Linked DNA regions of Homo sapiens: regions 1, 2, 3, 4 and 5 are each linked to region 6. Evidence: chromatin contacts called from ENCODE Hi-C or POLR2A ChIA-PET data. All regions are on one chromosome and are shown on one strand. The core of a region is the stretch at or near the end of the contact, and the rest is flanking DNA. Distances in the headings are between cores, read along the strand shown.

Region 1 (4,386 bases), core at 185-2,684, 2.5 Mb before region 6:
GCTCATGTCTGTAATCCCAGCACTTTGGGAGGCCGAGGTGGGCAGATCACTTGAGGTCAGGAGTTGGAGACCAGCCTGACCAACATGCTGAAACCCCGTCTCTACTAAAAAATACAAAAAATAGCCAGGTGTGGTAGCGGGCACCTGTAATCCCAGCTACTTGGGAGGCTGAGGCAGGAGAATCACTTGAACCCGGGAGGCAGAGGTCACAGTGAGCCAAGATCGTGCCATTGCACTCCAGTCTGGGCATTAACAGAGAAACTCTGTCTTAAAAAAAAAAAGTAAGAAAAGGAAGGAAGGAAGGGAGGGAGGGAGGGTATTTTGTTTTTCCCCTCAATTTATTGTATGTGTTTTCATGTTGCTTGTGTTCATAATTAGCATTTAAATGACTGCATAATAGGCCGGGCATGGTGGCTCATGCGTATAATCCCAGCACTTTGGGAGGCCGAGGTGGGTAGATCACCTGTCAGTTCGAGACCAGCCTGGCCAACATGGTGAAACCCCGTGTCTACAAAAAATACACAAATTAGCCAGGCGTGGTGACGTGAGCCTGTAGTCCCAACTACACCAGAGGCTGAGGCTGGAGGATAGCTTGAGCCCAGGAGTTCAAGCCCAGGAGTTCGAGGCTGCAGTGAGCCATGATCATGCCATTGCATTCCAGCCTGGGCGACAGTAAGACCTTGTCTCAGGCTGGGCGAGGTGGCTCACACCTGTAATCCCAGCACTTTGGGAGGCCGAGGCGGGCGGATTGCCTGAAGTCAGGAGTTCGAGACCAGTCTGGCCAACATGGTGAAACACCATCTCAACTAAAAATACAAAAAAATTAGCCGGGCGTGGTGGTGTGCGCCTGTAATTCCAGCTACTCGGGAGGTTGAGGCAGGAGAATAGCTTGAACCTGGGAGGCGGAGGTTGCAGTGAGCCGAGATCACACCACTGCACTCCAGCCTGGGCGACAGAGCAAGACTCCGTCTCAAAAAAACAAAAAACAAGAAAAAACCTTGTCTCAAAAAACAACACAAAAACACAAATTTCCTTCTGAAAGGGACTGTTCCAGTTTGCAGTGTGCCCAGCTATTTATGACCATATTATTTTTTAGACTCCGTCTAAAAAAAAAAAAGACTTGTATTTAATGTGATTTAATCGACTGTGCCCATCTCACTGCGGACACTGAGTGCGCAACCTGAGCCTGGAGCAGTTGAGGGAGACGGCAAGACCCCACGCGCCGTGTAACGACCATAACGCGCGTGCACTACAACCTCGCCGCCGGCGTCCAGGCTTCTGTGTTCTATAGCGTGGGAGTAGAGAGCAAACGCCGGCGAGGACGTGACGTTGCACAGGCCTATCATAGTGCCCGAGAATTCGTGGGTGCTCAAGAGGATGGGTGTGGCCTGGCAGCGCAGGCGCACTAGAGGCCTGTAGGGTCGGGGCGCCTGCGCAGTCGCTCTTCCTCAGGCGGCGGCCATGGCGGGACAGGAGGATCCGGTGCAGCGGGAGATTCACCAGGACTGGGCTAACCGGGAGTACATTGAGATAATCACCAGCAGCATCAAGAAAATCGCAGACTTTCTCAACTCGTTCGGTCAGCGGGCCAGCAAGGGGAGGCGGGGAGGAGGGAGGCCGCTGAGGTGGTTGGGCTGGGGCGCCGGGGAGATGCTTTGAGAGGACTCCCGCAGCCTTCGGCTGTTGCGGGTTTTCACTTCCTCCTTCAGGTCCCACCTTCTCCCTCCCGCCCTGACCCTCAGGCTCCCGTAGACAGTCTCTGTAGGGTTATCCTGCCCTACGCTGAGCTCATGGCTTCCTGCCATCCCTCTGGATCCATTCTACAAGTCCTTCTCCTAGACGCGTCAGGCAGCCCCATCCTCGCTCCGTGGTTCTTCTCCTAAGTGGTCTCCCTGCCTCCTTTGTACTCTGCATCCATTCCGGTCCCCACTTTGCACTCAAAGTGAGCATCCGGGACCGTGTCACTCCTCTGTTTCAAGACTGTTGACCGTTCCCCATCTTCAGGATCTGGTCGATACCCTCTAGCGTCGTGCCTTTTAGTTGGACCCGTTGTCAACCACTCCCGTCTTGTCCATTCCTTCCTGTTTCCTGTGTCTGCTGCGGTGAGAGTGGTGGGAGATGAGGTCAGAGGGATGCCAGGATCTTGTAGGACCTTGGAAGTCCTCTCTGTATTGCTAGTATATATAGCTTATGGTAGGTGTTCTGTCTGCTTCTAGCCCATTCCTCAGAGCTAACACAGGTCGGGTGCCTTCAGCAGAAAGATATCTTTACCAGAATCTTTCCTAGGCATGGCCTGCTTGTGACAGCCTTAAATTCTTCCTTATGAACAGCAAGCAAAGCAATCGAGATTCCTACCCCTTCTTCTCCAAGTGTTTAACAGAACTTGGCACTGGTTAGACTTTCTTGTGTAATTACAGGATATAGGGACTAGTGTACTTTGGAAAGATTTTTAAATGAATGATTCTCTAACTAAAGGACTGATGGCCTTAGGAGTACAAAGGTGACAGAGCAAGAGATTGTCAGAAAGCATCAGCGAGAGATGCTAGAGCTCCATATGAGGCCCTCTCTTAAGGCATAGTGGGAGACACAGAATAAGAACCACTTCCTACATTCAAAGAAGTTCTAATCTTGAAGATGAAATAATGACAACTTCAGGACAAAGAAGAGCATCATTTTTGTATTAAAGTATTTTCATACAGGGTGTTTAGGACTATAATCGTGGCTGAGTTCAATGGCTTATGTCTGTAATCCCAGCACTTTGGGAGGCCAAGGTGGGAGGATTGCTTGAGCCCAGGAGTTCAAGACCAGCCTGAGCAACATGACCAGATCCTATCTCTACAAAACAACGACAACAAAAAAATTAGTTGGGCATGGTCATGCACACCTGTTGTCCCAGCTACTCGGGAGGCTGAGACAGGAGGATCACTTGAGCCCTGAAGGCAGTGAGCCATGTTCATGCCACTGCACTCCAGCCTAGGCGACTGACTGAAAATTGAAAAGCCTAAGCTTAGGATTTGCAAAGGAGAAATGTCCCTTTTCTTGCTTTATAGGCAAGGAGATATCAGCTTGGATATTTTTATGTCTAATTTGTAAGAGTCACATTTTATGATCAGATAGAGAGTAAAGACTTTATTTGGGCTTTTCAACAAATTCTTTTTTTTTTTTTTTTTTTTGAGACAGGGTCTCACTCTAGCCCAGGCTGGAGTGCAGTGGCGTGATCTCAGCTCACTGCAACCTCTTCCTCCTGGATTCAAATGATTCTCATGCCCCCGCCTCCTGAGTAGCTAGGATTACAGGTGTGCACCACCACACCTGGCTGATTTTTGTGCTTTTAAAAATAGAGGCAGGTTTTGGCCATCTTGCCCAGGCTGGTCTCAAACTCCTGAGCTCAAGTGATCCACCCGCTTCGGCCTCCCAAAGTGCTGGGATTACAGGCCTGAGCCACTGTGCCCTGCCCCCAAAAATTCTAAACTAAGGAATTAGACATACAGAAGTCCAGTCTTTTGGAGCCAAAAGAAATGACTTCCCTTAGCTTAGATCATTATCCTCCCTTAAAGTGATGATAATGGCCAAATGTTTGGAGTAATTACTAGGTGGTTTTTAAAGATTTTAGAAAGTGAATTTAGAGAAAATAACAATTAAATACAACTAAGTAAGAAGAGAATTATAATGCAGGATTAACAGTCAAAGGAATTTGACTTAGCAGTTAGGTGTACCTGAGGCAAGTTCTTAAAGATTGGCATGGTGGCTCATGCCTGTAATCCCAGCACTTGGGGAGGCTGAGGCGAGCAGATCACCTGAGGTCGAGTTTGAGATCAGCCTGGCTAACATGGTGAAACCCTGTCTCTACTAAAAATACAAAATTAGCTGGGCATGGTGTTGCACACCTGTAATCCCAGCTACTCAGGAGGCTGAGGCAGGAGAATTGCTTGAACCGGGGAGGCAGAGGTTGCAGTGAGCAGGGATCGTGCCACTGCACTGCAGCTTGGGCAAAAGACGAGACTCTGTCTCCAAAAAAAAAAAAAAAAAAGATTGACACTATCACAATGCAAGAGTTTAGAAAAAGACCCCACCGGCTGCGAAACTGGATAAATTAAATTATAAGGATAGACTTGAGTATGTTGTCTTGGTATTGAATGAGTCAGGATGACTATGTATGGGATGTTTTTTTCCCATCCTAAGCCATTAGTAGGCTTGTACAATTGTCCCTTGAACAATACATGTTTGAAGTGCATGGATCCATTTACAGGTAGATTTTTTTTTTTGAGACAGATTTTCATTCTGTCACCTAGGCTGAAGTGCAGTGGCATGATCTCGGCTCACTGCAACCTCCATCTCCCAGGTTCAAGTGATTTTCTTGGCTTAGCTTCCTGAGTAGCTGGGACT
Region 2 (4,187 bases), core at 837-3,336, 2.9 Mb before region 6:
CCCCTGCCAACCCCAGCCCGATCCCAGCTCCAGAGCAGCCCTGAGGATTCCACATATCCAATGCCTCACAGTCTGCAAGCCTGCTCACCCACTGCTTCTGCTTTAAGCCAGAGGCACCTGGAACCCTGGACTTCACTGGGAGGGCCAACTTGGAGGATCAGTGCTGGCTGACAAGCCCTCCGCCTCCTTGCCTGCAGAGGGCCTGGCACTATCACCACCTCTCTGCCTTCATGCCAATAATAAAGCTGATCTTTATTCCACCTCTGTCTCATGCATGTTGGCGAAGGAAGACTATGGGACCCAACGACTGGGGCCACATCAAGAGGGAGGGAACCAGGATGGCTTCAGTTAGATTCATCCCCATCCTAACACGTTCATCCAATCACTTCTTCATACATTCTTCAAAGACCTTAATAAGTGAAACTTTGTATGTTTTTCCTCAGGAGAGAGGCCCATAGTTGTTTTTTTTCTTTTTTCCATAAAATCCGAATCCTACACACGACCCATAGTTCTCAGCAGATTCTCAAACGAATTCCTGACCACTAAAGGAGATAACTTAGTATAACTCTGCTTTGATCCATCTATTCTGAATTATTTTAATAAGGATAATAACAGCTAATATTTTCTTTGAACATTCACTACATGTCAAACCGTGTGCTAGGTGATTTACAAGCATCATCTCATTTAATTCTCACAACAACTCTGAGAACAGGTACTATATATTATTCCCACTTTACCCATAAGGAAACTGAGGCTCTGAGAAGATGAGTCATTTAAGATAATTCATCAGTTTGACTTCAGATCCCAAGATCTTAATCAGCAAACCTCTTCCTGGCATGTCGATTTTATTGGGATGGTTTTTAGAAAACATACATTTTATTGGGTCAAATGCAAAGTTTGCATTAAGAAGATAGAAGCTTTCAGATGCTTTGGGCTTTGTCCCAGAACCCTGGAAGACCTTTCACGCTCCTCTTTGATGACAAAACTGGAGAAGTATTGTTTAAGGATGTCTCCCCCTGCCATGCAAGTTCTCTGAAACCCTCAAGAACTAACAACAGAGTTTTCGAGCTCTGTTTTACAAATAAGGAACTTAAAGAACTGAACTTGCCCACGTTCACATTGCTAGGAGGTGACCCACTCACATTAAATCAGCTGTTTTGGCACCATGTTCCAATCAGCAACCCGCAGCACATCCCTGCCAACCCACAGATTTCCCACCGCTTTACCAGACAAGCCCTTTCACACCCACCGGCCCCAAACCAGCCCCTTCTCTCAGACCCATACCTTTTCTCTAGCACCTCTCCTTTACTTTTCCCAAGTTTCTTCCCTTTCCTTCAGTCACGCCCCGTTATCCCTAATCGGTCCTGCCCTTTCCCCACAGCTCCGCCCCTGCCTTACCAAGCCCCGCCTGCTCCCTTCAGCGTCGCATCGCTTTTTCCAACTTTGTTCTTTATTTCTAGTCCAGCTCCACTTTCCAGGCTCATCCAAAGCTCCGCCCTTTCTCTCGCGAGTACTCTTCTTCTGTTTAGCCCCACTTTTTACCCCGCTATTCTAACAGGCCCCCGCTGTGCGGTAGCCCCGCCCCCTCCCACAAGCCCCGCCCCACAGACCGGTCTAGTCTCCAGCCCCGCCCCGGTCCTACCCATAACTACCGGTCCCTTAGGCTCCAGCCCGCATCCCTCTTGCTCCCGGCCCTGCCCCCAGCCCCGCCCCGTGACTCTGGCCCCGCCTCACCGCCTTCCTCCGAGACCAAGGCCAGGTCCCTCCCGCAGCCGCGGCGCCAGCAGGAGGCAGGGAGCGGATAGGGAGGAGGCAGAGGGGGAGGGGAGAAGGGCGGGCTCCTCACGCCCAGCCCCGCGCTCACCGTCCGTGGTTGCAGATTCGCCACAAACCGCCCGACGACCCCAGATCCCGAGTACGGTGACTTCAGTCTCCAGAAACTCCACTCTAAGATGGGAGAGCTAGAGAAGCCCTGTGGGGTGTCCAGGGTCCTTTCTGAATCCCGGAGCACGGTCTTTCGAGCCTCAGCGGGCGGGCGGGGATCCGTGGCGAAAGTGCAGCTCAGTAGCGCCGCGGCGCCACGTTTACCCTGCGCAGACGCCGTCGCCGCCGCTGCTGCCGCCGCCGCTGCCACAGCCTTTGCCGCCACGGTCTCCGCCGCCGCTGTCCTCGCGCTGCCTCTGGGAGCCTCCATTGTTCCAGCAGCGCCCGGTCCCGAGACCGGGCATCTTGGGGGCTCGCGAAACGGGCGGCGGCCGACGGAGTTGAGACCCCAGGGCGCCGGCGGGACCAGGAGCGGCAGGGGTCAGCTCAGGAATCCCGGGGAGCCGGGACCAAAGCGTGGGGCGGCAGGGGGCCGGGGTGGCGAGGTCTACGGTCTCCGGAGTTGGGGCTCCCCCTTCCCGGCCCGACTTTCCCCGCCGACCTCCCCAAGTGGGGTCGGAGCCCCGGCGGGCGCCCCCGGCGATGAGCCCGGACTCGAGGTGGCCGGTGAGTGCGGGCCTGGGACCAGGGCGGGAGTGGCCGGCAGGGAAGGGGTAGGCTACGTTCGTGGGACGCGCACTGAGCCGCGTGGCCCGGGAACCTCTCTGGCAACTCCAGTTGGGAGAACTGACAGTGCATTGCTTCCCAGCAGGCATCCTGGGGCAACAGTGTATCTTTCGGGGCTGCCCGGGCTAGTGGCAGGCGGGGAGCCTTGTTTCACTTGTTACACTTCCACAAAGGGGAAACGCCGCCGCATCCGGAGAGTGGGCTGCGGGCACTGCCGGGGCCCAGCCCTATCCCTCCGGCCCCCGCCCCTTACTTCCTCCAGCCCCCTGAGCTTCAGGGGCAGATGCAGCCGCCATTCTCCTTGGGCCCTCCCCACGGGCTTTCTGGTCTAAGTTCTCGTCTCCCTCGCCTGTGCCTCTGCTGCCGGGTTCCAAGGGGAGATTGCTGATTCGCTGTGCTACTTTGGGAACCATTCACCCGGGACCCAGCTTGGAAAGAGGAGAGCTTGTTTGTGCTTCGGTTGGTTTATGTTTAAAGACACAGCCGCAGGTAGGAAATAGAAGAGTTGCAGTTGGACGTGTAGCGTTACTGATGTGAAAATCAGGAGCCGTTGACAGTGGAGCTGGAGCAGCCCACTTGCCTGGTTAAGGCACAGGTGGAGAGGCCAAGAGGGGTTATTTTGTCAGGGAGCTCATGATAGCCCTGCCTGGCTGGGATGGTGCCAAGCCCCTAGCTGAATGGTTGAACTCAACTAGGCCGAGAGAAATTGGGGCAGTCTCTGACCAAGCTGGGCTTCCTGAGGCCTGGTGCCATCTGCTGTCTACACTCACCCAGGAATGTTGGGGAGCGGGGAGGGAGGGCCCCTGCGGACCAGCATGGAGCTGAGCATGCCTAGATTGTCGCGTTCGTGTTTGTACCCTTAGGGCCTGGCACTTGGTAGTCACTCAGTTGATGTGTGAGTGGGTGAACAGCTCAAATGTAATACAAGCTGCTGTCACTGACTAAATGACCTCAGTTTTCACTTTGTTTCACAGTACATCTCCTACCCAGTACCAGGGCCAGGCTCCCCATAAAGACCTCAAAAGTAAATGAATTCTTTCTGTGATCCAGTGATTTCTGCAGGAGTCCAACGCTAAAGCATTAGCCACCCACCCATTCAGCTTTCTACATGGCCTTCATCCCATCTGAGCTCTCAGTCTGGTGATCCCCTCATTCAGCTATTCGTTCAACAGGTCATTCATTCGTTCGCCAAAAACTGAATGTCCAGTGCATGCTAGGTACTGGGGATACAGAGGTGGATAGGCTCTGGTACCCTTGCTACACAGCTCCCAGTCCAGGGGGGAGACAACTTTCAGTATGTCAAGTGCTGTGGTAGAGGTGAGAATGGAATGCTGTGGAAACAGCTCCCCATGGGAGAGTCAGAGAAGTTGTGTCAGAAGTGACATTTGAGCTGGTTTTTTGAAGAATGAGTAGGAGCCCACCAATCAGAAAGTATGGAGGGCATTCCAAATAGGGATCATTTTGCAGGAATGAGAGGTTATAACATTCAGGGAATGGCAAGATCCCCTGTGTAGACAAAAACAGCTGTAACTTGTAAAAAGAAAGGAGGACTAGGGCCAGTCAGTGAAAGGAGCTCTTTGAATGGCATCATAGAGAATTTGGAATATTATCTTGAAGGAACTGGGAGCATCAGGAGG
Region 3 (4,136 bases), core at 123-2,622, 2.3 Mb before region 6:
TTGATGAACCACACTTCTGAATGAGAGAGAGAGAGAGAGAGAGAGAGAGAGAGAGAAGGCGGGGGGGGGGGGGGGGGAGGAAAGAGGGAGGGGGAGAGAAAAGGACGGAAGGAAGGAGGAAGGGCGGGAGAGAAAGGGAGAGGGAGAGGAAGGGGGGAGGAAGAGGGAGCGGGGAGAGAGAGAGAGAAGAGAGGGAGGGGGAGAGAGAGAAAGGGAGAGGGAGAGGAAGGGGGGAGGGAGAGGGAGTGGGGAGAGAGGGAGGGTGGGGAGAGAGAGAGAGAGAGAGAGAACTTCTTAGAGTACTTCTTCCCAGGGACCTGGTATTATCTGGTCCCTGTTAACACCTGCACTCAAAATAATTCACCTCTTTGAGATCAGATAATGAGTTAAAAATTCATTTAGGATGAGCTGAATGTCAGAGCATAAAAGCCTCAACTCTAACCTGCAGTGGAAGAGCCAGAGGTGAGTGATTTACACCTAACCCTCTGCAGAACAAGAACACAGTGTTCTGATTTCTAGGTTCCTGCAGGTTCCCTCAAACCTGCTGCTGAGACACACCCATGTTTCTAAAAGAATGCATGTACTAGATATTCCAGGCTCAGCCCAGATACTTCCATTCTTTAGTTCTCCTTCAGTCATTCATTCACTCAAGGAGTAAGTGTGGAGTGAATGTACACTGCAGATGCCACAGAGACTTAAAAAACCCTGAGCCCCTGCCTTCGGAGGGTCGTTCAGGCCATCTTTACGTTTCCCGAGGTGCCCATCCTACCTGGGGGCCCTACCCCGAGCAACAGTTCAATCATCTCTGCTGGGAGCTGCAGTAGGCGGCAGAAAGGAATGGTTAGGAGGGTTCAAATCTCGGCTCTACTACCACTTAAGCAGCTGTGCAAGAGGCTCCACGTCTCCGAACCTCAAGTGTCCTCATCTGTAAAGTGTTGAGAAGAATAGCACCTTCTTCACAAGGCTGTTAGCAGGCGGAGATTACGAACAATGCTGAGGGCTCGGTATACAGTAGCTCCTCTGCTGTTCCTCGTTTTGTTTTCAATTGTTGACCGAAAAGAAGGAAGGGAGACTGGCAGGAGACGCAGGAGCGGCGCGCCCCGCAAAGTCAGGGAGGTTCCTCGGCCTCACCTCTGGACTCCCCTCGGAATGGTCCGCAAGGACGGGGCCAGAGCCCCCCAAATCTCTAAGCGGTGGAGGGGAGCTGAACGGCTCCAGCTTGGGATTTGGGACTCAGGACGGCCGAGGAACCCGTGAAGGCCGCGACCGTGGCCTTCACCCTGCTAGGCCTCCTCAGTACCAACACTCACCATGATTGCGGCGGTGGCTGCTCCAGGTCTCGGACGTGGCAGCTCCCGGCGGCGCCTCGGAACAGCTCACTTCCGGCGCCGGGCCCGACGGGCCGTGGCGTAGGAGCCTCCGGGCAGCAACGCGCTCGGCTCGCACAGCAGTTCCGCGCCTTCCAGAGGGCGCGCCCCGCCCTCCCGTGGCCCAGCCCCTATCCTCCAGTGACGTGCGAGACCAGAGGGCTGGGGCTCTGGTTGCCGCAGTTACCCTGACCCGGAGGGCTTTGGAATCTGAAGCTCTGGTGGGTCTACTCTCCCGACCAAGTCTGCCCTTTTCCTGAGATCCATAAATGAAAGAAAGGATTAATATAACTATCGGCCGGGCGCGGTGGCTCATGCCTGTAATCCCAGAACTTTGGGAGGCTGAGCTGGGGGGTGGATCACCTGAGGTCAGGAGTTCGAGACCAGCCTGGCCAACATGGTGAAACCCCGTCTCTACCAAAAATACAAAAATTAGCCGGGCATAGTGGCGCGCGCCTGTAGTCCCAGCTACAGGCTGAGGCAGGAGAATCGCTGGAACCCGGGAGGTGGAGGTTACAGTGAGCCGTGACTGCACCATTGCACTCCAGCCTGGGCAACAGAGAGACACTCTTGTAAAAAAGAAAAAAATCTATCTATCTATCTATCTATCTATCTATCTATCTATCTATCTATCTATCATCTATCTATCTGCAGCTTCACCCGCCTCACTACGGCTCTGGGTGCGACTGGTCTTATGATGAATGTTGTAGGATGAGTGACATCTTAGGAGTAAGTAGACTGTCCTAGTGCTTCCTTGTTGTAGTCTCCCTCTCAGTACCCAAGGACTGGGACCAGGGCAGAGGAGGCCAGGGAATGCCCCTCGCCAGAGGCTGGGACCTCTGGCCCTGCCATCCCTAACCCCTATATAGGACTGCCCCTTCCAAACCGATCCCCTGGGGTCCTGAGTAAGTCCCATCAAGGAGACCCCCCTAGGCAATGAAGGATCTCAGCCAGGCTCCTGCAGCTAGAGCCCCAGACCTAATCCTCAGGGTCCCCAACCCCAGGTCTCTGGCTTCACAAGGTAGGGCAGCTGAAGGCTCCCCACAAGCGCAGTGAGAATGCCACACTGGAGGACAGAGCCTGGGCTCCCCGCCTCAGCCACATATGGTCTAGCCCTGGGCCCCTTGTGACATTAAGGAGGCAGATGAGCTGGGGGAGGCCTTGGCTCCCCTTGGGCAAGTCACAGTCCTTCAGTTTCCTCTGCTGAAACTGGGAGTAAGGACCCTAGCTGGAGATGGTCACTGCTTGAAGGAAGATGTTAAGGCTCAGAGAATGTGATAGACCCAAACTGTCAAGGAGCTTTGGAGGGGAGGCCAGGGGAGTAGGGTGTTAGAATTAAGGGCCAGGCCTCTGGGCAACTCTTCTACCCCACTGCAGCTTTCAAGATTTTTTATTGCCCTCTAGTGGAGAAATTGTTGCAGGGGTGTGAGGGGGTGGTGGTTAGGTTAGAGCAGGGAACAAAGGCAGGTTTCAGGGGATCTCTTGGATCTCCTGTTGTTTTTTTTGTTTTTTTTTTTTTGGAGATGGACTCTAGCTCTGTTGCCCAGGCTGGAGTCCAGTGGTATGATCTTGGCTCACTGCAACCTCTACCTCCCGGGTTCAAGCAATTCTCCTGCCTCAGCCTCCTGAGTAGCTGGGATTACAGGCATGTGCCACCATGCCTGGCTAATTTTTGTAGTTTTAGTAGAGATGGGGTTTCACCATGTTGGCCAGGCTGGTCTCAAACTCCTGACCTCTGGTGATCTACTCTCCTCGGCCTCTCAAAGTGCTGGGATTACAGGTGTGAGCCGCTGCGTCCTGCCAGATCTCCTGTTCTTCAAGGAACAGGCTCTGGCCTTGGCTCTATAGCTGCACCACTGACTTTCTAGGTGATAAGGCCAAGTCACTTTTCTCTGAGCCTCACTTTCTTTGAGTGGAAAATGAGGACAAGGGCATATTAGATGTAAATATAATGCATCAGGCATAATTGTGATTAAAAGAATTTCCTTGTGTAGACACTGATGTTGAAGAGATTGGGGATTTGTGACAAGCAACAGAACTGTATCTTATTCATTAAGGTATTTGCTGTAAGGTATTTGGCCCATAAGGCGCTGTAATATGGCAGTTTAGAGTACAGATGCTGGCATCAAGACTGCTAGGTATCAGTGCTGGATCTCCTGCTTACCAGGTGGGCATGCTCTTCACCTCTTTGAGATGCTGTCTCCTGCTCTTTTGAGTGAGAATTATAATAATACCTCCTCTGAAGGTTGATATTGGGATTAAATGAACCCTTGGATATGAAACTGCGTATGGAAGTCAGATGGGCCTATGGCGCTTGATTTGGGGATCAGTTCAACCTAAGAAGAGCTGTGTGAGTGTGTGAGTGTGTGTGTAACTCTCAACCCTTGGGCCAACCTTAGGGATTACTTGTTGGTCTGGGCATATTCTCTTTCTCTGCCAATGTTCAGCAGAGGTTTGTGAAGTCCAGACTCCTCAGGTGCCAGGCTTCCCTCTGCCTTACCCCTCTCCCCAGTAGGGGGGTGCCACCTAGATCCAGTGTCTGTATTCCGCATCTCCTCCCTCTGGTTAATCCAGACCCCAAATCAGGCCAACTTTCCCTGATTTTTGCCCCCCCACCCCTTGCCCCCAAACCTCCTCCGCTTCGTCCTGAGGCCCCGTTCCCCAGTCTTCTTCTATGAGATGGTCAACCATTCCTCATAGGTTAATGGCTCATGGCAGGGTGAGCCTGTCTCCCTCAAATGGTGGGTGTTCAAAAGGTGTGATCTAGTG
Region 4 (3,994 bases), core at 215-2,714, 2.9 Mb before region 6:
CTGAGACCTTCCCCACTGCTTAACCGGAGACAGAGCTGGGATGGAGACGGTTGCTCTTTGCTCACCCCCAACCTCAGCACCTTCTTTCCAGACTCCACCGACATTTATTGAAGGAATGCCTTCCAAGTGCTAGGCGCCTGTGGGATGGCATGCCTACAGATAGGAACAGTCACAGGAAGAAGGGGCGGCCCAGGCCTTGCAGCCACTGAGGACTGGCACTGAGACAATGATGGCACTGGTCTGATGTTGATTCCATGCTGACGGTACACTCCGCTAGGTCTCTGGCTGGGACACAAGGGTCAATCCGCTGCAGATGTTGCTCTTCAAGAATTTGCAGTCTGGGCGGGGTGCGGTGGCTCACGCCTGTAATCCCAACACTTTAAGAGGCCGAGGCGGCTGGATCACGAGGTCAAGAGATCGAGACCATGCTAGCCAACATGGTGAAACCCCATCTCTACTAAAAATACAAAAATTAGCTGGGCGTGGTGGCGCGCACCTGTAGTCCCAGCTACTCGGGAGGCTGAGGCAGGAGAATCGCTTGAACCCGGGAGGCGGAGCTTGCAGTGAGCCGAGATCGCGCCATCACACTCCAGCCTAGGCGACAGAGTGAGACTCCGTCTCAAAGAAAAAAAACTTGCAGCCTGATAGTTAAGATACAGCAACCCCAAATCCCTATGCTAAAAGGTGAGAATGGCCCAGATAAAGGTCATGTCTCCTAGCTCCCTGCTTTTTCATGCCATCCTCCAGAAGGGAAGAAATTAAATAATCCATCCTCCTACTCCAGGCGACTAGAAGGCAGGCTGCCTCAGGGCCACACACTGGGACTTGGACTCAACCTGATGGGCTTCTGGGCCCAGCCCCAGACAAACCCCCGGCAAACGTCCCATTCCGAGGAAAGCATGAGCAGATGGAGTATGGAAGAAATGCCCAAGACGGCAGGCAGCAGCTGTGGCGGCCGGCGGGACGACAATCCGAGGAGAGGCCTCTGATGTCCTGAGGTCTCAGAGGACGCCTAAAGGCCTTGAATGGGACAAGCTTAGCGGGCGGGCGCAGAAGAGAATAATACTCTGGAGACACTTCCCGAGGGCTCTGGGGCCGGAGCTGTGTTCGCTCCGGTTCTTGGTGAAGACAGGGTTCGTGGGAGGCGGCCCAAGGAGGGCGAACGCCTAAGACTGCAAAGGCTCGGGGGAGAACGGCTCTCGGAGAACGGGCTGGGGAAGGACGTGGCTCTGAAGACGGACAGCCCTGAGGAACCGCGGGGCGCCCAGATGGAACTCGTTAGCGCCCCGAGTGCAGACAATCCCGGAGGGGGAAAGGCGAGCAGCTGGCAGAGAGCCCAGTGCCGGCCAACCGCGCGAGCGCCTCAGAACGGCCCGCCCACCCTGATTTCTCATTGGCGCCTCCTACCTCCTCCTCGGATTGGCTACCTCTAGGTGAAATGAGCGGTGGTTGAGCCCTACTTCCGGTGGTGCTGTGGTCTGCCCCTGGAGAACCCAGAAGAACACAGCTGTGCGCGCCCACAGGCTCTGGGGGCGGGAGAAGATAAGTCGCAAGGAGGGGGCGGGACCTACACCTCAGGAAAGCCGGAGAATTGGGGCACGAAGCGGGGCTTTGATGACCCGCAAAGGGCGAGGCATGCAGGAGGTGGAGGAATTAAGTGAAACAGGGAAGGTTGTTAAACAGCACCGTGTGGGCGAGGCCTTAAGGGTCGTGGTCCTTGTCTGGGCGGGGTCTTTGGGCGTCGACGAGGCCTGGTTCTGGGTAGGCGGGGCTACTACGGGGCGGTGCCTGCTGTGGAAATGCCTGCCCGCGCGCTTCTGCCCAGGCGCATGGGGCATCGTACTCTAGCCTCCACTCCTGCCCTGTGGGCCTCCATCCCGTGCCCTCGCTCTGAGCTGCGCCTGGACCTGGTTCTGCCTTCTGGACAATCTTTCCGGTGAGTGACTGAGCCTGAGAAGCCTGTCCCCTCGGACTGGCTCCTGCCGCCTCAACACTGCCTGGCATGGGGTACAAAGGAATTTGGGGGATGATGGAAGAAACCCGGGGTACAAAAGAGGAAACAAGCACGGGTAGCCAACCTGTTACCTTTAATATGTCTGTACAGTGATAATTGTAAGGATCCAGCGGTATAACCGATGCAGAAGATAATAGCACTTGTTTTTCTTTTTTTGAGACAGGGTCTCGCTCTGTTGCCCAGGTAGGAATGCAGAGAGGCCCATTCCAGCCTCGACCCCCCGGGCGCAGCCTCCCGAGTAGCTGGGACTACAGGTGTGCGCCATGCCCGGTTAAATTTTTGTATTTTTTGTAGAGGTGAGGTTTCGCCATGTTGCTCAGACTGGAAGATAGCACTGTTACTTGTATTAGTTTCGTACATGGAGCTATTGTAGGATAGGAGGGACCCCAAAGGGTGCAAGAAAGGAAATTGAGTGCCAGGGTTGTCATGTGCCTTGGGCTCAGGTGGAGGGAGCAAAGTCCTGCACACTGGAGTGGTGTACTAGCGGATCAAGTATGGACACTGACTCAGACTGAGGAGCAGCTCCACTGCACTGTGTACCGAGGAGACAAGAGCCAGGCTAGCAGGCCCACACCAGACGAGCTGGAGGCCGTGCGCAAGTACTTCCAGCTAGATGTTACCCTGGCTCAACTGTATCACCACTGGGGTTCCGTGGACTCCCACTTCCAAGAGGTGGCTCAGAAATTCCAAGGTGAGTACAGGACCTGGGCTGGGGTTAGGGTTCTTGGACATAAGTCACTTCTCTATGACTCAGTTTTGCCACCTGTAAAATGGGGATTATATCTACTTCATAGGCTTTTATGAGGATTTAAGGAACTAATACATGTAAAGTGCTTAGAATAATGCCAGGCACATAGTAAGTATTATTACCATTATTATTATCCTGCTAATCACCATAGTGAAGTGACAAGGATTTTGAGCCCATTCCTGGTTGTGTGACCTAGGGCAAGTGATTTCATTCATTCTGTAAATATATACAAAGCATCTGCTGTGTGACCGGGGATACACCAGTGAACAAAACAGACCCAAATGCCAGTCCTCATGGAGCTTACATTGTGGCCTCTTTATCTGTGGAATGGGATGGTAACTCAGCCCTCACAAGATGCTATGAGGAATGAGAGGTCTGGTGTTGCTTTCTCTAACGGTGCTGACTCTCATTCTCCTGGGATCCTCCTGGAGTTTTGGTACCTAGGATCTGACCTGTGGGTGGGAAGAGGCCACACCCAACAGCAGGTACCTCTCCTACCCCCTGCATTTCTGGTCTCCAGGTGTGCGACTGCTGCGACAAGACCCCATCGAATGCCTTTTCTCTTTTATCTGTTCCTCCAACAACAACATCGCCCGCATCACTGGCATGGTGGAGCGGCTGTGCCAGGCTTTTGGACCTCGGCTCATCCAGCTTGATGATGTCACCTACCATGGCTTCCCCAGCCTGCAGGCCCTGGCTGGTGAGTAGGTGGGTCCCCTGCCCCCAGGCCTTCCATCAGCTTTCAAGATCTGTTCATTTCTCCCCTGGTTACCTTCTCAAGGCTTCCTGCCTTCCCAAACACTTCCCCTATCCAGAACCGCCCTGCCTGGTCTGATCAACTCCAGTTACTCATCCTCCCTATGCATCCCTAAAATGTCAGCACCTCACTGGTCTGTGCTTTTTGCCCAATGGGTTCAATGCCTAATCAGAAAAATATCTGTATACAATGTACAGTAGTTTGGGGTTAAGAGCATGCATTCTGGGGACAGACCCATGCCTGGTTCTGAACCCCAACTCTCACTTGGGCACATTATTTAGCATCTCTGTACTAAAGTTTCTTCATCTGTGAAGTAGAATAATAATAGCACCTACCTATGCTATTATTGGAGTTGTCATGAGGGTTGAAGAAAGGAATATACATACTGCACCTAGCACAGTGTTTGGCACACAGGAAGTATATGTAAAATTCAAGCTGGTATCAGCCAGGCGCAGTGGCTCACACCTGGCTAACA
Region 5 (4,481 bases), core at 1,158-3,657, 2.4 Mb after region 6:
ATAGTATCTGCCATAAAAACATACAAAAAATCAAAAATCCTAACATCAGTTAAAGAGAAACAATAGAAACCTACTAGTCAAAAAGAAAAAATCTATTTTATATTTGTAGAGCACTTATCTCTAATGGGCGTACTATATTTTCCTTTTTAAGAGACAGCATCTTGCTCTGTCACCCAGTGAGCTATAATTGCTCACAACAGCCTCGACCTTCTCGGTTCAAGTGATCCTCCTGCCTCAGCCTCCTAAGAAGCTGGGACTACAGGAGTATGCCACCACACCCAGCTAGTTTTTAAATTATTTATAGAGACAGGTTCTTGCTATGTTTCCCAGGCAGGTCTCTAACTCCTGGCCTCAGGCAATCCTCCTGCCTGAGCCCCCCCAAACTGCTGAGATTACAGATGTGAGCCACTGCACCCTGACAGATCTTATAAGCCATTAAGTGACAGTTAAGTAGCAAACCTGATGTTCTCACTGCTTCAAAAATAAAAGGCTGGCCAGGCATGGTGGCTCAAGCCTGTAATCCCAGCACTTTGGGAGGCCAAGGCAGGCGGATCACCTGAGGTCAGGAGTTCGAGACCAGCCTGGCCAATATGGTGAAACCCTATCTCTACTAAAAATACAAAAATTTGCCGGGTGTGGTGGTAGGCGCCTGTAATCCCAGCTAGTGGGGGTACTGAGGCAGGAGAACTGCTTGAACCCAGGAGGCGGAAGTTGCAGTGAGCCGAGATCATGCCATTGCACTCCAGCCTGGGCAACAAGAGCGAAACTCCATCTCAAAAAAGTAAATAAATAAATAAATAAATAAATAAATTGATTTGGGGCCTAAACACTTCAGGGCTTAATAAGTTACATTCTCTTTCTTACTGGCTCATGGCAAAGTCACTTCCAATGTCACCTCATCAAGACACCCAGTCACAAGAGAAATTGAGACAAAACCATTCCACAAAAGCAGAGAAATTTCTCCCCAAGAACCTGGGGATACAAGCCACAGTATATAGTGAGGGGAGATGTGTGACCCTCAGCTTTGGATGGACTGTAGAAGACCACCGAGGAGGGACTGCCTGGTCCTCAAAGCTGAAGGGTGGCAGCAACTCAGAAAATAAACAAATGAGACACCAGGTCCCTATTTTTTCCCTCTAGTTAAGAAACCCAGTGACTTCATAACTTTTCCACTGGAATATAGCAGCCCTAGGTCTGGCCTGTTCCCTCCCCAGCCAGTGGTTCATCTGATGCTGACTCTGACAGCTCCCTTTCTTCCCATGCACTCACCCCTAACGACCACAAATAACACAAAGCCCACCACATCCATGCCACACAACCACCCTTCACGCCTCAGCCCAAACCCAAACCTCACTTCCTCAAAAGAAATGCCTCTTACTCAGAGCATCAGAATGGACTTCTCCTTCACAGCACTCATCTCAATTTATAACCGCAGGTACATACGTGAAGTGACCAAGTAAGACTGTAAAATCTGGGAGGGCACAGACTCTATATGTTTTCCACTTCGCCGTCTCCCCAGGGTTTAGCACAGTACCTGGCACACACAATGAAGCAGCACAATAAAGCTCCATGAATGAACGAAGAAATGAATGAACTCCAAAATCATATAACTAAGCATACACCATAAAGAAATCTAACACAACCACCGAATTGGACCCCACAACCATAACTGAACACATAAGCAAGCCCCTCGCACTCTAAATCACGTAAAAAGTAAAAAAAATAAAAATAAAAAAAATAAATATAGCTACATGTTCTGCAGCCGTACATCCAGCATGAATGTCACCCCGCCACATGCCGCATCGACGACACATCCCACAGCCGCACTCAACCCGGCCTCACGATCGCAACCACAACCCACATAACTAACATGATTATACACACATCGCATGACCACACACAACACGAACGACTCAATCCCGTGAAGCAGACATGACAACGTCACACATCGCACAGACACCACACAAAACACTCCGAACATCTCCACACGAACTCAGAATACAAACGCTTCAGCTTTACACAACCAGAGAATCAAACACAACCGCTCGGGAGACAAGCACCCACCCACTCCACCCACAGCTGCACAACCAAACCCAAGTGTATACGCCCCGCGTAACCGCACAACCACACAGAGCCCAATCATCAAAGGCACACACAAGCGAAACGCACGGCCTGAAAGCCCCATCTCCCACCTCTCACGTCACACCCACCACAACCACACACGGCCCGCCCGTCTCCGTTCTGGAGGAGTCGTGTCCCCGCCCCCCAGACTGGGCCTGACCCTCTGTATGTACCCTGCCGGGCTCCTGCGGGCACCCAGGTTTGTCCCCCCCTTCAGGCCCGGGCTCTGGGCCTCCACCGTCCGTCACTCAGCCGCAGCCGCCATCTCCATCGGTCGCTCGGAACTCGGCAGGTGCGCCTGCGGCGGCGACGAAACCGGAAGACAAGCTGGTAGACGCCTGTCGAGCGCCGAGTCTTCGAGGGCGCGAAAAGGGCGGATACGGATTCGAATAGTGGAGGGCGGGCCGGCGGCTTCTGCGCAGGCGCTTTCCGAACGAGGGAGGGGATGGTGGGGAGCGGAGAGAAAGTGGGGCTCGGTAATTTTGTGCGGTTCTTACGTCCCGAATTCGAACTAATAGCGCGTCAAAGCCAGCCAATGGCTCTGCACCGCCTTGTACAGGTGGGAAAGCTGAGACCAGTAGATCTTTGGCTCTTGACCAAAGTGCACAAAGAATAAGGCAGCCAAGGAATCAAAGTTCCTGAGAGCTAGAGACAGAAAAAATATTCAGGGGACGTGGAGGCGATGGAAAGTCCAAGAATAGAACCACATGAGAGTGGAGACTTGGTATGAGAAGGTGTATCCCGGGGTGTACAGCATGGCCAAGCCTGTGGAAAAGATGGCATTTTCAAAAGGCAGGACGATTGATCAGCCAGGACCTACCCCGTGCCTACGCTGTGCTGGGTACCACGGGGTATAGAGAGGCAAAACCTCATCCCAGTCCCGGAGACCTATTTGCTTTGTGCCCTGCACACGTTCTGGACCTTAGCAATAGCCAGCCTCTAGGAGCAAGAGCTGCAGAGAACGATGGGACGATGGGACGATCCTGGGCCTCCGTTTACATCCCTGCAGTGTTACTGGCCCCCTTTTACAGAAGTAAAATGGGGATGATAATGATAGTCTCCGCTTCACAGTGTTGTGAAGATTGAGGTAATTGCACGGTAGGTAGGTAGGTAGGAGGGTGTCCTGCATATTGGCTTTGCCCATCTCACTTTCCCTGCCTCCAAAAAGTCTTCCCCACCTGGTCTCTGGACAGGAGCACTGAGCCTCCATCACCTTCCATTTAAGGACATGGGGCTCCGGACTTGGAGAGCATTGAGTTTTTGGAAAGCAATCACCAGTGAAAGGGCAGTGAACTAGGGGTCTAGAGATCTGGGTTCTAGCCCTGGCTGTACGTTACTTTGTGGCTTTGAGCAGGTCCTTTCCCCTTTCTTCGCCTGAGTTCTCTCATCTGTACAAAAGAAATTGGCTCCAGTGACTTAGCCTTTTCTCTCAATCTGATGGCCAATTTTTTTTTAACGTTACAACATCTGCAGGAGCGAATAATGACTTCCCTTTGTTTACTGATGGAGACAAGGAAGAGGCTTCCTAACCTGTCAGAAGCAAAGCAACATGCCAAGCTCCCCGTCTCCATCACTAGCTTCTGCCTTAGGTCCCAAAAGCCAGGACTTTGGGAGTAAAACCACCCTTTTGAAAGTCTGAAGCCACCGAGGTCCCAAAACGAGCCACACTTACAGGCAGGACTATGTTTTGGGTAGGGCAATGAACGTTTATTAAACCATCATGATTTTTGCTTGTCATTTTATCATTTACAAAAAACATATTTGGTCGGGCGCGGTGGCTCACGCCTGTAATCCCAGCACTTTGGGAGGCCGAGGTGGGCAGATAACTTGAGGTCAGGAGTTCAAGACCAGCCTGGCCAACATGGTGAAACTCTGTCTCTACCAAACATATAAAACATTAGTCGAGTGTGGTGTCGCTCGCCTGTAATCCCAGCTACTCAGGAGGTTGAGGCAGAAGAATTGCTTGAACCCAGGAGGCAGAGTTTGCAGGGAGCCAAGATTGTCCCACTGCACTCCAGCCTGGGCAACAAAGTGAAACTCCACCTCAAAAAAAAAAAAAAAAAAGAAAGAAAAGAAAAGAAAAAAATATCATATTCATCATTTCATTTGCTCAAAAAAGCAATAGCTATGTGGCCTCAACTTGTAAGTTAATTCTGGAAATCACAGTGGATTGGGCACTGCTCTTGATATTGTTTCTTTTTTTTCTTTTTTCTTTTTTTTTTTTTTTTTTTTTTGAGGCAGAGTCTCACTCTGTCCCCCAGGCTGGAGTGCAGTGGCGTGATCTCAGCTCACTGCAAGCTCCGCCTCCCAGGTTTATGCCATTCTCCTGCCTCAGCCTCCCGAGTAGCTGGGACTACAGG
Region 6 (3,989 bases), core at 266-2,765:
CATTTCCTTCCTGCACCCCAGGCAATTTGCTGCTCCCCAAACTCATCCCAACTCCCACATGGCTCTAAGCCTTTGTACCAGCTGTTCCCTGAGCTCCTCCTCACCCGATGAGCACTTACTCACAGGTGTTTCAAAACTCGACTCAGAAGTCTCCTCGAGTGTAGAAGCTTCCTCAACTCCTCCCCAAGCAAAACTAACTGTTCTAAATCCCCATAACACTTGATAAGCCAATTCTTATCACACTGCATTGTTTTCACGCCTTAGGAGCGCAGGGAGGGCAGAGTCTCTCCACTCAGCCCACAGAGGACCAGGCAAGCAGAAACGCTCAATGAACGTGCCTTGAATTCATTTTCCACTTAGATTAAGTGACCCCCTAGAACCCGTTCACATCTCAAGGATACACTAAGTTCCATTCCTTCTTCCCACCACAGAATGAATACCAGGGGCACACCCAGAGCCCTAGAACGAGAACAATGAATGAACACGGCCGCCTCGCCTCTCACGACGTCCAAACCCCTCTCTCTTGGGCATCGACTCGCTCGCAGAGCCTCAGCAGCTGCAGAGCTGAAGCGTCCCGGCGGCTCTCGCGTCACACAAAAGACAGCCCTGGCTCTTCATTCCAAAGCGTCCTGAGGCCAATCCTCTATAAGTATCCCAAACCTTTCATTAATAACCCAGAGTCCTGATACCCAAGGCTAGTCCTGATACCCAAGAAGAGGCCCCTGTGCCTTTGTGGTAGGGCACTGGCCAGTTTCCTCCTCTCTTACCCGATTCCTCACGTCGTCTCTAAAAGGGTGTCACTTGACTGAAGTACCCTGAGAAAGGGTGCAAGCCCGGGTCCCACATTCGGCGGCCCAAGAGAAAAGGAATTGGCCCATCCAAGTGACAACAGATATGGGGCAGCTCTGGGCGGATTTTCCCACTGCCAAATATGAGGAATGCGCATGGCATAAGGGTGGCGTTGGCACGTTTCCGCCAAACACAAGGAAATTTGAGTGGGATGTGGGAACTCGGCTCGCCGGCCATGACACCGGACTCCGGGGCCCCCGCCCAACGCTACCCCAGGGTGACAACGGCCTGGCCCAAGCCCTCTGCCCGGCAGCCGCGGGGCCGCTCCATCAGCGCCACCCAGGCCCGGTCGCCCTGGAAGCCGATCCCTCAGCCCCGCCGCCCGGCTCCCCCGGCATCCACGACCCGGTCCTGCCACCTACCTGAGGGAGCCAGGCCGCCCCAACGTCCTGTCGTTCGGCGGCAGCTTCTCGCCCGCTCCTCCTCCCCGCGGCGGGTGAGGGAGCGGGAGGCGGTCACATTCGGCGCGTCCCCAGCCCAGGGGACGGAGCCCCGAGCAGCCCCCGCATCGTAGCAAACGCGCTCCGCGCCTCAGGGCACGCGCCCCAAAGCCCGGCCAGCTGACCCTTTTCGGGGCCCAAAAAAGGCAGCAGAAAGCCGTTCCCGCCTCACAATCGTTTTCCTCTTACTCCCGCCATCTAAGATGGCGGCCCAAGCGCCCGCGATTAAGACTCTCGGGCGGCCCAGACGAGCGAGCCCTCGACTCGGTGCTCGTCCTCCCGACCTGCGACGCCACCGGCTCTCCGATTCTGCGCGAGCCCTACTGGCAGTCGACTTCTAACTTGGCTCGGGCATCCATCGCTCTGGCCTGAACTCAGGCCCCGCCCCCGGGGCGTGGCCTAGCGATCTGGTGGCCGCCATTTCGAAGCTGAAGAGGTTAGGCGACGCTGACTTGCTTTCAGGAGAGGCACTCGGTAATCGAGAAGAACCGGCTTTCGGCCAGCCAGGAGTGGCCAGAGGCCTAGAAGGGGAGAGGAAGGCCTGCCTGCCCAGCATTGCAAGGCCCAGCGATCACCAGACGTGCCTCAGGACACAGGGCACAGTGTCCAACTTTGACGCGTCCTCTCCGGGCACTTTAATACCAAATCACGGCTCCGCCACTTGACAGCTATGTGGACAGTCCCTGAACCTTAAACGGTCTTTTCCTTGTGTGTAAATTCCGAGTTCATTTTTCCCCCATCACATTAGCAACAAGTTAAAAAAACTGATAATATCCGGTTTGGTCCAAGGTATATTGAAACCTGTTGTGTGCCCTCGCAGCGCTATCACAGTGGAACTTGGACATGTTAAAAGTATATATCCTTCCTCCCGGCAGTTTCACTTCTAGACACTAATTCTAGAGAAATAAGTATACACATACACAAAAAGCTATGTGTGAAGATATTTAATGCCATATTATTTGCATTCTGGAGAAACACTGGGGATGAAATGAAGATTAATAGGAAACTGGTTAAGAGAACGCTGCTACACATCCAATCTGGGTTGTCATCCATCCAAGAATGAACTAGATAGTTACTGAATTTAAAAAACAACAAAAAAAGGGCCCGGCGCTTTTTTTGGGATTACTCCTGTAATCCCAGCACTTTGGAAGGCCGAGGCAGGCGGATCACCTGAGGTCGGGAGTTCGAGACCAGCCTGACCAACATGGAGAAACCCCGTCTCTACTAAAAATACAAAAATTAGCCGGGCGTGGTGGCGGGCGCCTGTAATCCCAGCTACTCAGGAGGCTGAGACAGGAGAATCGCTTGAACCCGGGAGGCAGAGGTTGCAGTGAGCCCAGATCGCACCATTACACTCCAGCCTGGGCGACAGAGCGAGACTCCGTCTCGAAAAAATAAATAAATATAAAAAAATAAAAATACCAAATTAGCTGGGCATGGTGGTGCATGCCTGTCATCCCATCTACTCGGGAGGCTAAGGCAGGAGAATTGCTTGTACCCAGGAGGCGGAGATTGCGGTGAGCCGAAATCGCGTCATTGCACTCCAGCCTGGGCAACAAGAGCGAAACTCTTGTCTCAAAAAAAAAAAAAAAAAAGACATGGCTGGGCGTGGTGGCTCACGCCTGTAATCCCAGCACTTTGGGAGGCCGAGGCGGGCAGATCACTTGAGGTCATGAGTTTGAGACCAGCCTGGCCAACATGGTGAAACCTGTCTCTGCTAAAAAATACAAAACAAATAGGCCGGGTGCGGTGGCTCACACATGTAATCCCAGCACTTTGGGAGGCCGAGGCGGGCAGATCACGAAGTCAGGAGATCGAGACCATCCTGGCTAACACAGTAAAACCCCGTCTCTACTAAAAATACAAAAGATTAGCCGGGTGTGGTGGCGGGCCCCTGTAGTCCCAGCTACTCAGGAGGCTGAGGCAGGAGAATGGCATGAACCCGGGAGGCGGAGCTTGCAGTGAGCTGAGATCGCGCCACTGCACTCCAGCCTGGACAACAGAGTGAGACTCCGCCTAAAAAAAAAAAAAAAAAAATTGGCCAGGTGTGGTGGTGCGCGTCTGTAATCCCAGCTACTCAGGAGGCTGAGGCAGGAGAATCACTTGAACCCAGTAGGCAGAGGTTGCAGTGAGCCGAGATAGCGCCACTGCACTCCAGCCTAGGTGACAGAGCCAGACTCTGTCGCAAAAAAAGGAAAAAAAAAGCCATTAAGTTAAAAAAGCAGAACATAATGTATGATCTTATTTACGCAAACACAGGAACACAAGATACCTACCTAATACTACAGAATGCCATGTGCACTATTACTTTTCGATATTGAGAGCCTATTAGGTACCACACATTATTTTGGATATTGGAAAATTAACAGTAATCAAAATCCCTGCCATCTAGTAATGGGAGATTAAAAGAAAATATAAATAATAAAATTCAGGTTGGATGTGGTGGCCAAAGCCTCTAATCCCAGCACTTTGAGAGGCCAAGGAAGGGGGGTCACTTCAGCCCAGATGTTGAAGACCAGCCTGAGCAACATGAGACCCCATCTCTACCAAAAAAAAAAAAGAAAAGAAAATTAGTGTGCATGGTGACATGCTCCTGTAATCCAGCTAGGGAGGAGGCTGAGGCTGGAGGATCACTTGGAGTTGGGGATGGCATAAGCTATGATTGCCTCACTGCACTCCAGCCTGGACAACATAGCAAGC

The links. Hi-C counts contacts between places; a loop is a spot of excess contacts on that map. ChIA-PET counts read pairs that join two places held with the same protein, here RNA polymerase II (POLR2A). Pooled maps may share reads with other maps.
Region 1: a map of naive thymus-derived CD4-positive, alpha-beta T cell shows a loop between it and region 6 (12-fold over the local background). The contact joins the promoter of BRK1 here to the promoter of RAF1 in region 6. A Hi-C loop is called at or near these places in 1 of 168 maps with a recorded cell type or tissue (naive thymus-derived CD4-positive, alpha-beta T cell) and 4 of 50 pooled maps. POLR2A ChIA-PET finds 5 or more read pairs at or near these places in 1 of 52 experiments (Caco-2).
Region 2: a loop to region 6 is called in a map of naive thymus-derived CD4-positive, alpha-beta T cell, with 12 times the contacts of the local background. The contact joins the promoter of BRPF1 here to the promoter of RAF1 in region 6. A Hi-C loop is called at or near these places in 2 of 168 maps with a recorded cell type or tissue (both naive thymus-derived CD4-positive, alpha-beta T cell) and 8 of 50 pooled maps. POLR2A ChIA-PET finds 5 or more read pairs at or near these places in 1 of 52 experiments (CD8-positive, alpha-beta memory T cell).
Region 3: a loop to region 6 is called in a map of CD8-positive, alpha-beta T cell, with 22 times the contacts of the local background. The contact joins the promoter of SEC13 here to the promoter of RAF1 in region 6. A Hi-C loop is called at or near these places in 2 of 168 maps with a recorded cell type or tissue (CD8-positive, alpha-beta T cell and naive thymus-derived CD4-positive, alpha-beta T cell) and 7 of 50 pooled maps.
Region 4: a loop to region 6 is called in a map of naive thymus-derived CD4-positive, alpha-beta T cell, with 12 times the contacts of the local background. The contact joins the promoter of OGG1 here to the promoter of RAF1 in region 6. A Hi-C loop is called at or near these places in 1 of 168 maps with a recorded cell type or tissue (naive thymus-derived CD4-positive, alpha-beta T cell) and 5 of 50 pooled maps.
Region 5: a map of CD8-positive, alpha-beta T cell shows a loop between it and region 6 (10-fold over the local background). The contact joins the promoter of RBSN here to the promoter of RAF1 in region 6. A Hi-C loop is called at or near these places in 4 of 168 maps with a recorded cell type or tissue (B cell, CD4-positive, alpha-beta T cell, CD8-positive, alpha-beta T cell and 1 more) and 11 of 50 pooled maps. POLR2A ChIA-PET finds 5 or more read pairs at or near these places in 1 of 52 experiments (T-cell).

What each region holds. Positions count from the first base shown.
Region 1 is chr3:10,114,241-10,118,626 of GRCh38, forward strand. BRK1 (BRICK1 subunit of SCAR/WAVE actin nucleating complex) reads left to right here and starts at 1,435. Exons shown (of 3, transcript NM_018462.5): 1 at 1,435-1,579. The coding sequence starts at 1,462. RefSeq lists enhancers at 1,243-1,532, 1,983-2,032.
Region 2 is chr3:9,729,649-9,733,835 of GRCh38, forward strand. BRPF1 (bromodomain and PHD finger containing 1) reads left to right here and starts at 2,087. Exons shown (of 14, transcript NM_001003694.2): 1 at 2,087-2,490. It overlaps CPNE9 (copine family member 9), which reads left to right. Exons shown (of 21, transcript NM_153635.3): 21 at 1-260. The coding sequence ends at 44. RefSeq lists enhancers at 1,523-2,082, 2,643-3,202 and silencers at 1,546-1,905, 2,376-2,425, 2,436-2,565.
Region 3 is chr3:10,319,740-10,323,875 of GRCh38, forward strand. It overlaps SEC13 (SEC13 homolog, nuclear pore and COPII component), which reads right to left and starts at 1,373. Exons shown (of 9, transcript NM_183352.3): 1 at 1,311-1,373. The coding sequence starts at 1,313. RefSeq lists enhancers at 1,039-1,338, 1,086-1,681 and a silencer at 1,529-1,608.
Region 4 is chr3:9,748,488-9,752,481 of GRCh38, forward strand. OGG1 (8-oxoguanine DNA glycosylase) reads left to right here and starts at 1,465. Exons shown (of 7, transcript NM_002542.6): 1 at 1,465-1,936; 2 at 2,458-2,705; 3 at 3,283-3,462. The coding sequence starts at 1,800. RefSeq lists enhancers at 1,039-1,088, 1,119-1,238.
Region 5 is chr3:15,096,741-15,101,221 of GRCh38, forward strand. RBSN (rabenosyn, RAB effector) reads right to left here and starts at 2,408. Exons shown (of 14, transcript NM_022340.4): 1 at 2,295-2,408; 2 at 1,379-1,534. RefSeq lists a silencer at 1,196-1,275 and enhancers at 1,613-2,477, 2,366-2,495.
Region 6 is chr3:12,662,602-12,666,590 of GRCh38, forward strand. RAF1 (Raf-1 proto-oncogene, serine/threonine kinase) reads right to left here and starts at 1,516. Exons shown (of 17, transcript NM_002880.4): 1 at 1,212-1,516. RefSeq lists enhancers at 598-1,208, 1,209-1,820, 1,432-1,781, 1,822-1,891 and a silencer at 1,022-1,241.